2 separate regions of the Homo sapiens genome follow, and region 1 is linked to region 2. A link is a loop called in an ENCODE intact Hi-C map of the cell type or tissue named here. Cell type or tissue: OCI-LY7. All regions are shown on one strand. Each heading gives the region's core, and the rest is flanking DNA. Links, peaks and the distances in the headings are about the cores only. Region 1 has its middle 39 kb from the start of SYPL1. Region 2 overlaps PRKAR2B (protein kinase cAMP-dependent type II regulatory subunit beta).

What was found. Hi-C counts contacts between places; a loop is a spot of excess contacts. Peaks named below come from ENCODE experiments on the same cell type or tissue, not always from the same donor. Only the 100,000 strongest peaks of a DNase experiment are listed, where the experiment ranks them.
Region 1: a loop joins it to region 2, with 5 times the contacts of the local background. A loop is called at or near these places in 1 of 110 quality-filtered maps.

The regions. Positions count from the first base shown.
Region 1 is chr7:106,070,602-106,075,983 of GRCh38, reverse strand. No RefSeq gene overlaps it. Among named protein-coding and RNA genes, the nearest start is that of SYPL1, 39 kb to the left of the region's middle. RefSeq lists an enhancer at 3,607-3,901. In OCI-LY7, for the core only: CTCF peaks have their summits at 1,896 and 2,098; DNase peaks (open chromatin) are centred at 1,553, 2,035, 4,193, 4,533 and 1 weaker place; H3K4me3 peaks cover 3,801 bases; H3K27ac peaks cover 5,000 bases.
Region 2 is chr7:107,087,914-107,093,295 of GRCh38, reverse strand. The region is part of intron 2 of PRKAR2B (protein kinase cAMP-dependent type II regulatory subunit beta); the gene reads right to left. Among named protein-coding and RNA genes, the nearest start is that of PRKAR2B-AS1, 11 kb to the right of the region's middle. In OCI-LY7, for the core only: no CTCF peak of the experiment used is centred there; DNase peaks (open chromatin) are centred at 1,785, 2,595, 2,985, 5,075 and 3 weaker places; H3K4me3 peaks cover 5,000 bases; H3K27ac peaks cover 5,000 bases.

The DNA.
Region 1 (5,382 bases), core at 195-5,194, 1.0 Mb after region 2:
TATTTTAAAAATCTGGTTCCAAAAAAGTCTCATTTAAATTCTAGGAAAAAAACAAATGAGAGTATTGCAAAGCAAATGTTTATTCTAAGTGCCAGGTCACATTTATATTGTAATGTGTTTTATACTTTTCTTGGGTGTAATTTCTTATTAAACTATTCTTTATAACTTTATAAAACCCACAGTTTCCACATAGCAATGTCGAAAAGCATTTTGATTTAGAAATAGCGAAAAAAAAGTAGTTTGGGAGCTAGAATGAATGTGCATTTAGAGTAGCATCCCAGGCCGGGTACGGTGGCTCACGCCTATAATCCCATCACTTCTGGAGGCCAAGGAGTGGGCATTACTTGAGCCTGGGCAACAAAGTAAGACACTGTCTTTACAAAAAAAAAATCAAAAAATTAAGCAGGTAGTCCGGGCGTGGTGGCTAACGCCTGTAATCCTAGCACTTTGGAGGCCGAGGTGGGCGGCTCACCTGAGGTCAGGAGTTCAAGACCAACCTGGCCAACATGGTGAAACCCCATCTCTACTAAAAATATAAAAATTAGCCAGGTGTGGTGGTGGGCACCTGCAATCCCAGCTACTCAGGAGGCTGAGGCCGGAGAATTGCTTGAACCCAGGAGACGGAGGTTGCAGTGAGCCAACGTGGTGCCACTGCACTCCAGCCTGGGCGACAGAGTGAGACTCCGTCTCAAAAAAAAAAAAAAAAAAAAAAATTAGCCAGGTATAGTGGCATGTACCTATAGTCCCAGCTACTCGGGAGACTGAGGCAGGAGGATCACTTGAGTCCAGGAGGTTGATGCTGCAGCAAGCCATGATTGTGCCACTGCACTCCAGCCTGGGTGACAGACTGAGATCCTGTCTCAAAATAAATAAGTAAATCAGTGTTCCCTTAGATGTGAGACAAGCAAATGCACAATGTCCACTGTGTCACGAGCAGGGCTACAGAGATTGGAAAGTGAGGACTTAAGCACTGAAAGAAAACCTGTTTGCTAAGTCTCTGCCGTGCTTCCAAAGCTGAAGTATTCCTGAACTTCAGTTTCCCCATCTGTTGAACTCGGGAACTAAGATATGCCTTCCTTACCTCAGAGTTAGTGTATTGAGAAAGTAGATGTGAGCATGTTAGTGGCCAGGCACATTCTGCCCATTACACAGTAAACCAATCACTGAGATGATGAGTTTGGCAGTGGAGAAAAGATTTTATTCTTGAGGCAGCTAAGTGAGCAGCTAGAGAATGCCTCTCAGGTCTGCCTCCCCGTAGAAGAGGCTTTATGGATATTTATGGGGTAGAGTAGCAAGGCGGTCCGAGGCATGGGGAAAGGTGACTGGAGTAAGGGAAAACAAGGCAATGAGTGACCTGCACAAGTGTAGTCAAGCTTCATGGCTCTTAACAGGATGCACGTTAACAAAATGAGATCATTAGCGTGATCTGAGGGTGGAGTTTTTGGCCCTCCAACATCAAAAGGTCACCCACTGTGAAACGGGAGGTTTCCCTGAACCTCCTTGCAGGACATGCAACAAGGGTGTGGCTCGTCTGTTCAGCCACTGTGTGTGCTCAAACCCTTTACGGGAGAGGGAGCACGCAGGCAGGTGCAGGAATCAGGGTGAGCGCTTTTGGGCACCGGCCCACCAGTGGTGTCTAGGGGTAGGAGCCTGCAACTCCTGAAGCCCCAGTGGATGAGCTACAGTCCTCTTTTAGCTCTGCCATCCGCAGATGGCTTAAATGTTAAACAGCTCAGTGCCGTCTTGGTACCTGGATTCTTGTCCAGTGTCCAGGGAGAATCAGATCACACACAGACTTGAAGGATGGTGAATGTGGGGGTTTTATTGAGTGGTGGAGGTGGCTGTCAGCAGGGAGCCGGAAAGCGGATGGAGTGGGAAAATGACCTTTCCCTGGAGTTTGGCTGTCCAATGGCCTATCTCTCCTCCCTGACTGCCCCAGCCAAACTCCTCTTGATGTTCAGATGCTCCTTCTTTACTCTCCTTCTCTGCCACGCCGTTCTGCAGCTCTTCTGCTCTTCTGTTTGTCTGCTCATCTGCTTGTAGAGCCTGGGGCTTAGGGTTTATATGACTACAGGATAGGGGGCGTTCCAGACCAAAAGGCAACATTTGGGCATGAAAACAGGAATGCTTGTTCTCATTCCAGGCTGCAGGTTTCCAGGCTTTAGGGTGGGGCCTTTGCCAGGGAACCACCCTCTTCTACCCAGTATTTCCCTGTCTCCTGTCCATATCAACTGGACATTCACACAGGTCCAGTTGAAGGGCTGGTGGTCTCAGCTGGTTTGAAGTGGACAAGGACTGACCCCCACTTCCTGAAAAACAACTGTTACCATGGTGAGCAATGCCTTAGAGTTGTTAACTATAAGGAAGCTACTGGCAGATATATATTATTTAGCTATATGGATTTTAAAATCAGCTAGAAGCAAGCGGCTAAAAGCAAGCAAGGCAAGATAAGCTTGGTGGGCCTTATAAGTTTAGTCCTCAGTTTCCATCAACAGCCCATGGTCAAGCAAGAGGCAGCAGGTGGGGTAACAGGAAACCAGTGGGATGCAGACAGTGCGCCCATGCCCATTTTATAGTGCTTGGAGCATGAGTTTACTATTTATAATGACCACGGAGTTTAGAGCTATTTTATTATTGCATTCCTGACAGAAATTATCAAATCATATCTGATGTGCTTGATGTCAAGTCCCTAACCCAGAATGTAAGTCCAAATTTATAACTTCATTATTTGTTTGTTTGTTTGTTTGTTTGTTTTGAGAGGAAGTTTCAGTCTTGTTGCCTAGGCTGGAGTGCAATGGCAAGATCTTAGCTCACTGCAACCTCTGCCTCCTGGATTCAAGCAATTCTCCTGCCTCCGCCTCCTAAGTAGCTGGGATTACAGGCGCAAGCCACCACGCCTGGCTAATTTTTGTATTTTCAGTAGAGACAGGGTTTCACCATGTTAGCCAGGCTGGTCTCAAACTCCTAACATCAGGTGATCCACCCACCTCAGCTTCCCAAAGTGCTGGGATTACAGGCGTGAGCCAATGCACCCGGCTATAACCTCATTATTATGATAAAAAACATACAAACCAGTTTGCAGAAACCTGTTTTATGATGCTCCAATTTATGTGGCAATTTCTAGAAAAAAATTTATGGTGATAAGTGAGAATTGTCAGTCACTGAAACATTAATTACATAGTCAGTGAAGAGCAGGTAAAATATACTTCTGGGCTTCACTTTACATTAGAGATGTTTTTCTGAAACGGTGCCTATGAAACAAATCCTTGTCCCCATTACTTCATATTTATCATTTCAAAGGCACTTTATCTTTATTTCTGGTTGATCACCCTTTGAGGGTGGCATTCCAAAATGTCAGCTCAAAATTTCCCTGCCCTTCGGTTTCTGTGACAAGTAAGTTAACGATCTGTAAATAAATCCTGAAATGTCCTCAGGAATCTGCCACTTGAAGGAATTCTATTAGGATTCTTCCAAAATGCAAACACTTGGCGTGTCATGGGCCTGCCTGAAGTTGTACGCTGGGCTTTCTGGAGGGCAGCAGACCCCTAAGAATAGAGCCCGGGCTTTCCTTTAGTTCCTCTCATTGTTTTTCAGGGACAAAAATCGTTATCTTATATTTTTTTTTTCCAGAGGAGTAGGAGGAAGATCTAAAATAGTTAGGTCTGGCAGCTTAATCTGGGTTGGCTGTCTCTGCCGGCAATCTGTAAAATGTGTTTTTCAAGGATAAGAAGTTTGGGCCCTGGGCCAGAGCTCATGTCTGTCATCAGCGGGAAAATAAATGATCTCTGTAACCTGCTGCTATGCTCTGTTTACCTTTGTGCTTAAACATGAACACCTTGCCTTCCATAGGCCCAGAGCTGCTCAAAGTGGATCCTTTGCTCTTGTCAAACAGAACCTTCATAAATCTGCCATTTGGGTGAGCATGGTGGGGCCAGCTTTTTGTGAGGTGAAACTCCAAACCAGCTTCCATTCTCGGGATTGGTATGTAGTTTTTTCATGTTGCCTAAGAGGCTCAGGAAGGGAACTTGAGGTATTTGTTTTTTCATGCCTGCAAAGGCCATTTCCTAAGAGGTGAGAAGCATATATGCATGCCTGCAAGTACCTGTGAACGTGGGCCACTGAGAGTCTCTGGGGCAAGAGCCCTTCAGGGGAATCTGGTATCTATTCATTATGCAAAACTTCATTCTAGCTAGAACAGGGCCTGGGCTACACTTAAAGCTTAAAGGGATGTCTGTTAAACCATGTTTCCTGTTTCCTGTAGAACTTACCACACTAGTACTGAAAGTGTCATAGCTCAGAGTGGAAGGTTAACGCGTAAGAAAGGGACAGTATTGGCAGAAGGCAAGTGGTGTGACCACTTCCTTCTCCACCCTCTTCTCCCATCCCTTGCCTCCCTGGAAAAGCTGGTTTCCTCAGGAGTCACTCCTTCAGCAGCCGCACAAGGCACACGCCTCGGGGAAGCCGGGCACAGGCTGGGGTTGCCTCCCTCCTGCCCCTGCCCTGCCTCCTGCCCCAGCAGACAGTGAATAAGCCACCTGGTTGGCCCAGCTTCCCGCAGTCCCACTTCTCAAGCTAGGGTACATGTATCTAGGAGGACAGGACTGTGTCGCTGGGAGGTAGAGTGAGACGGATGACAGGAGCCACAGAATCAAAACAGCACAATCGACTCATCAGTTCTTTAACTTGTAAGTTCAAGTCAAACATTACTTTTTATTTTGCTTTACTTACTTGTTTTTTGAGACAGGGTCTTCTCTGTCGCCCAGGCTGGAGTGCAGTGGCACAGTCATGGTTCACTACAGCCTCCAACTCCTGGGCTCCAGTGATCCTCCTGCTTTAGCCTCCCAAGTAGCTGGGACCACAAGCATGCAACACCATAGCTAACTTTTTTTTTTTTTTAAGAGACAGGGTCTCACTATGTTGCCCAGGCTGGTCTCAAACTCCTGGGCCCAAGCAATCTTCCCACCTTGGCCGCCCAAAGTGCTGAAACTATAGGTTTGAGCCACTGTGCCTGGCCAAACATTACTTTTTATAATAAGACGAATATTTTTTTCTGAAATAAGGCCCAATGAAGCCCACCTTGTTTGTGTTTAAGAAGCCATGACCAAAAAGAGCACTACCCATTCCTGCCCAGGCTTGTTGCAGTCACCCATTTAATCGCTCATTCAACTTGAGTGTACTTATGGGGCTCTGGCCAACTGCCAGATGAGAAAGACGCAAGCCCCTCTCAGGAACTCACAGTGTAGCGAGGAGGTAATAGGTTAATGCGTGGTTTCCAGGGAGAAGTTGGAGCTCAGATAGGGGTCAGCAGGAGTGGTTAGGGAAGCCCAGAGAAAAGACCCCAACCCAGCTAGGCACAGCTAAAGAGAGACAGTAGGCACTGCA
Region 2 (5,382 bases), core at 127-5,126:
CACAGCAGTTCCTCAAAAAAATAAACAGAATCACCACATGATTCAACAAGTCCACTTCTGGGTACATACCTAAAAGAACTGAAAGCAGAGACACAAACAGATATCTGTACGTCCATATTCACATCAGCATTATTCACAATAGCCAAAGGTAGAAGCAACCCAAGTGTCCATCAACAGATGAATGAATAAACAAATGTGATATTTACATATAATAGAAAATTATATCATCTTAAAAAGGAAGGAAATTCTGACCCACGCTACAACATGAATGAACCTTGAAAACATTACACGAAGTGAAAGAAGCCAGTCACCAAAGGATAAATATTGCATGAGTCCTCATCTATGAGGTACCTAGAGTACTGAAATTCAAAGAGACAGAAAGAATGTTGGCTGCCAGGGCTGGGAACAGAAGGGAATGAGGAGTTAAGTATTTAACAGGTACGGAGTTTCAGTTTGTGAAGATTAAACAGTTCTGTGGATGGATGGTGATAATGGGTGCACAGCAATGTGAATGTACTTAATACCACAGAACCATACACCTAAGAATGGTAAAAATCGTGAATTTTATGTTATGTTTAAAATTGTAATAAAAATACATAGATAAATTTTTTAAATTTTAAATAAGTATGTGAGTAAACAGAAAAGAGTAAACATAAATTTTTGCTCTTCTCTTAATTTCCTTAAGACATCACATTTCATAAAGCAACAACTATAACACTGAATTGTTAGTAGGTTTATAACATATATAATATACAGGCAATAGCAGCACAATGGGCTGATAGTCTATGTCCCTCATTTCCTCTTAGTCCACACACACTTCAATAAGAGTGTTTAATCCTTAAACACCGCTATCCCCTGAAAGACATCATCTCCTTTCAGCTGCTTCCTGGATAATGACCACCATGAAAGGAATAGGTAGGACTATAAAGACCTATTTTGAAACTTCAGGATTCTATCCTGACCATTTCTGGTAATGATACATCTGCTAATTTCATTCTGTGACACACACACACACACAGACACACGCACACACACACACACACACACACAACTTAATGGTTCCCCATCACATACAGAATAAAATCCAAACTCTTACAGTGACAGTGGCTTTCAAGGCTACCCTCCCCCACAATCTGATCCAAACCTATATTTAGGGCCTCTTCTTCCTATAATAAAGCCCACATATTCCAAACCTTATTAGACTATTCACTATTCCCTGAACATCATATTAACTTACATGGTTTGCTGAATTGGAAATTTATTCCTTCCACTACCCATTCCCACCTATAAAAATCCTTCTCTTCCCTCAAATCTCTGCTCAAATGCCACATCCTCCCTGACACTTTTCCCCAAAATAAATACATGAGTTAGGATTAAATACTCTCTTCTACATAGAAACACAGAACGCACCTTATTTATGTTTCTGTTTCAGTAGATTCGCATCTTACATGGGTGATAAATTCTAAACAACATATGAGGCAAAAATCTTCTATCGTCCAGGTTATTCTTGAAAATCCCATAGGAAGCCACTGCTGGAGACTGTCACATAGCCCTACAAGAAGTCCAAAATAGTGGCATTTCCACCATTAAAACTGATTGCCTTTTCCTTGTAAGCACTAGAAGTTACTGCTGACTTGTATTTAGACGCCATGTTATATGCAAAATGGATACCTTTAAGCCCTAGAAATGTTCATGCTCTGGGAGGCATGCAGGAACCAAGTGAGCCTGCAGGAATGGCAGATTCACATTCACAGGCTCTCACTGTCCACCTACTGCAGGGCACAGACTCACTGAGTGGAATGTGCACGCAGCTCCTTTGTGCTTGTGCTCTCTGTGGCATAGGTTTAGTAGAATCAGGGTAGGTGACATTTGTCATGATGCACCCTCCTCTGGGAGGAGAGTCATCATACCCATTTAGCTCCTCTAGGACTCAAGCACAAGCTATACCTTACTTACCTTTAGCAGTCTCATAGAATGCACATATGAATGTCTTGCAAATGGTGAATAATTATAAATGCCTTTGAATTTAACTAAAGTGACAGCACAACCAACCACATATAAAACTATCTCTTCTACAGTTATTACAGTATAATCATTCCAAAAACGATCCTTTTTGCACCAAAAAAAACCAGTGCTCTTACAAATTAGAAATGCTTACAGTTCTGGAAATAACATCCAATCTGATCTTAAAATGCAATAATTTTGCATAATGAGGGAACCAGGTGGTTGGCTGCTCTTAATGTTCTGAAGAAAATAACATCAAAAAACAGTTCATAAGATGAAAGATGACAGTGACCTTTAGCCTCCCACTTTATCTCTTTGAAAAACTTGTGGTGTAAATGTAAAGTATTATTTCTTTTTTGGGACCTTTTCCTTTAGTAGCTAGAAGAACTGATATGCAAGATAACGGTCCCATTCTTTTAAAGAGAAACATTTGTCTAGTATTGTTATTTCCTGTCATTCTATGTTAAGTATTATTCTGTTATAAACAGTAATGTTTCTCAACAGAAAAAGACACATCCAAACGGGTCACCTGCAGTTGCACAGCAGGTGGTGAAACAGGTGACTTGAGCTTCCCTCACAGAAGAAGCTCAGGGATTGTCAGTTTTCTCAGATTTGCAAACATGCTGAGTAAACTGCAGATGTCCCCTTAGGCTGGAAAGGAAGCTCAGCGAGCCAACAGAGACACTGCCTTTGGCAAAGAAAGACAGAGGGCTTCTTCAGGGCAGCCAGTCTAAACTAAAAATCAGCTGGCAGATACAGTTCTCATAAGCTGACATGGGTCAGTCAAAATTAGCTCCAGGTGAGGTCAGGGTTTCTGAGCCCTGTGCCATAGCAGACCCCATAGGGGCAAATGAGACAATTTCCAGGTCAATCCAGGATAGCTGGGCTAATTAGAATGCTTTCCTGGGATTTTGGGGAAGCCTTGAATGAGAGGGGATGTCAGGTCCACCTCTTTCTTGCTGCAGCTGTAAAATGTGGAACTGCAGTGGCGATGCTCCTCACCATATGGAGCAAGTAGCTGGCCGCAAGAGAGAATCAGAGGCAAGAGATGGAGAGATTCCTAACAGGGCTCAAAACCAGGTTCCAGTTGCTTCTGAAATCCAACTGCACCCCTACCCTTGCTGTGACTTGGTGATTCTGTGAACCACACCCCTGCCATCTCAATAAACCCCCTTTTCACTTGATTGAATTAAAGGTGTTTGCACATTGCAGTCACTTGCAACCAAAGAGAATTCAGATGTTAAGAATACGTGTTTAAAAAGATCATGACAAGGAAAACAAGACAATCCAACCAGTTACCAAAAGTAACTAAGAATAAAACCATAGGGCAGTCATTGATAAGAAAGTTGTATTTGCAAGATGACAGATTCAAATGCTAGTGACTAGTCAATAGAATTACAACCACAAAATGGGTGATACATAACTCAGGGATCATGTGTGGTTCTGAAAGGAGTGTCCATGACTGTTTTATCTGCTTATCTGTGCTAGTAGAGAATGTAAATGATAGTCTGCAAAACTGAAGTTATTCTCTTCCAACCAATTGTGCTGAGCAAATGAATAAATCTGCAAAACAAGTAAGGTTGGCCTTAGATCTTTAATTTAGTTTTTATGTTCCATGTATTTCAGAACCACTGCCTGGTATTTCTTTATAAATAGCTTTATTGTTTTTAGAAAAATGATGCATGTACCCTGCAAATAACTTTTTAACTATCAAAATTTTATTTTACCATAGGAAAAATGGTCTGAAATGCCTCTGGCTTTAGCAAAACTGATACATGGAAACAACTTTTATTTACTGACCATTTATATATAACGCAGTAGTTGGTGTTTATGAGGGAGACAAGTACTAAACAGGGTCCCTAAACTCTACTAATGTAGAACCTGGTTAGGAAGATAAATCCATCTGTTATGGGAGGAGTATAAATTATTATCCATGGTTACATGTAGAATGACTGATCAACAGTATGAGGAAAGAGCGCAGAATTCAGAGAGCCTGAAGCATAATCCCATCTCTGCCATTTTTTTCCTGCCACTTATTATATGACCTTTACACATTGCTAAGTATTATGAATCTCAATTTTTCTCATGTGTAAAATGTGACTATTTTTTTGTTTGTTTGTTTTTGAGATGGAGTCTCGCTCTGTTTCCCAGGCTGGAGTGCAGTGGCAAATCTTGGCTCACTGAAACCTCCACCTCCCAGGTTCAAGCAATTCTCCTGCCTCAGCCTACCGAGTAGCAGAGATTACAGGCACAGGCCACCGTGCCCAGGTAATTTTTCTATTTTTAGTAGAGACGGGGTTTTACCATGTTGCCCAGGCTAGTCTCGCACTCCTGACCTTAGGTGATCCACCCACCTCGGCCTCCCAAAATATGATTATTAAAACCTACCTCCGGCTGGGTGCAGTGGCTCATGCCTGTAATCCCAGCACTTTGGGAGGCCAACTCAGGTGGATCACTTGAGGCCAGGAGTTCAAGACCAGCCTGGCCAACATGGCAAAACCACGGGTCTACTAAAACTACAAAAATTAGCCGGGCGTGGTAACACACGCCTGTAGCCCCAACTCCTCAAGAGGCTGAGGCAGGAGGATCATCTGAACCCGAGAAGAGGAGACTGCAATAAGCCAAGATCACACCACTGCACTCCAGCCTGGGAAACAGAGCAAGAGTGTCTCGAAATAAAATAAAATATAAAATAAAATAAAAGCCAACTGTATGAGAATCACATGAGGAGTAAATCTCAAAAAATAGATTGATATATTTGGCTTAAGCTGCCAAAAGACGTAAGAATGATGTCAAAAAGATAAACATTCACACTGCTGACAAATGAGGGAATAAGCTCCAGACCTTTACACACAACATCTCCTTTCCCTGGAATGCTCTCCTTTCCCCTCACCCTCCACCCTGTACTTCCCAGGCCTTGGCTGAAATGTCAGCTCCTGAGAGAGGCATTCTCTGACCATGTAAATAGGTGCTAGGCATCACTCACTAGATAAATAAATCACCCCACAGATTCTGATTCAAGATAACTGCATAGGATACCTGAACGAGGTTTCCGCCCCTATGAAAGACCATGCTGAAGAACCCACCTCCAACGAGTGGCTCACTGGATTCAAACTCTGACTGCTCTCCTGATAAGCTGTGGGTTCCTTCTACCAGTTAATTTCTCTGTGCCTCAGTTTTCGTTTCTTTAAAACGGAAATAATAATAGTATCTAAAAGCTGATGAGAGAATTACACGACATACTGTAAATCAATGAATGTTTAGTATACAGTAGGCAGCCACAGCTTGGTTATATGAGAGCATTTGTGGCTGGTGTAATAGAAAATGGGGTTAACAGAGTAACTGAGACTGTAGGTTCCTGAGGACCCTGAGTTAAAA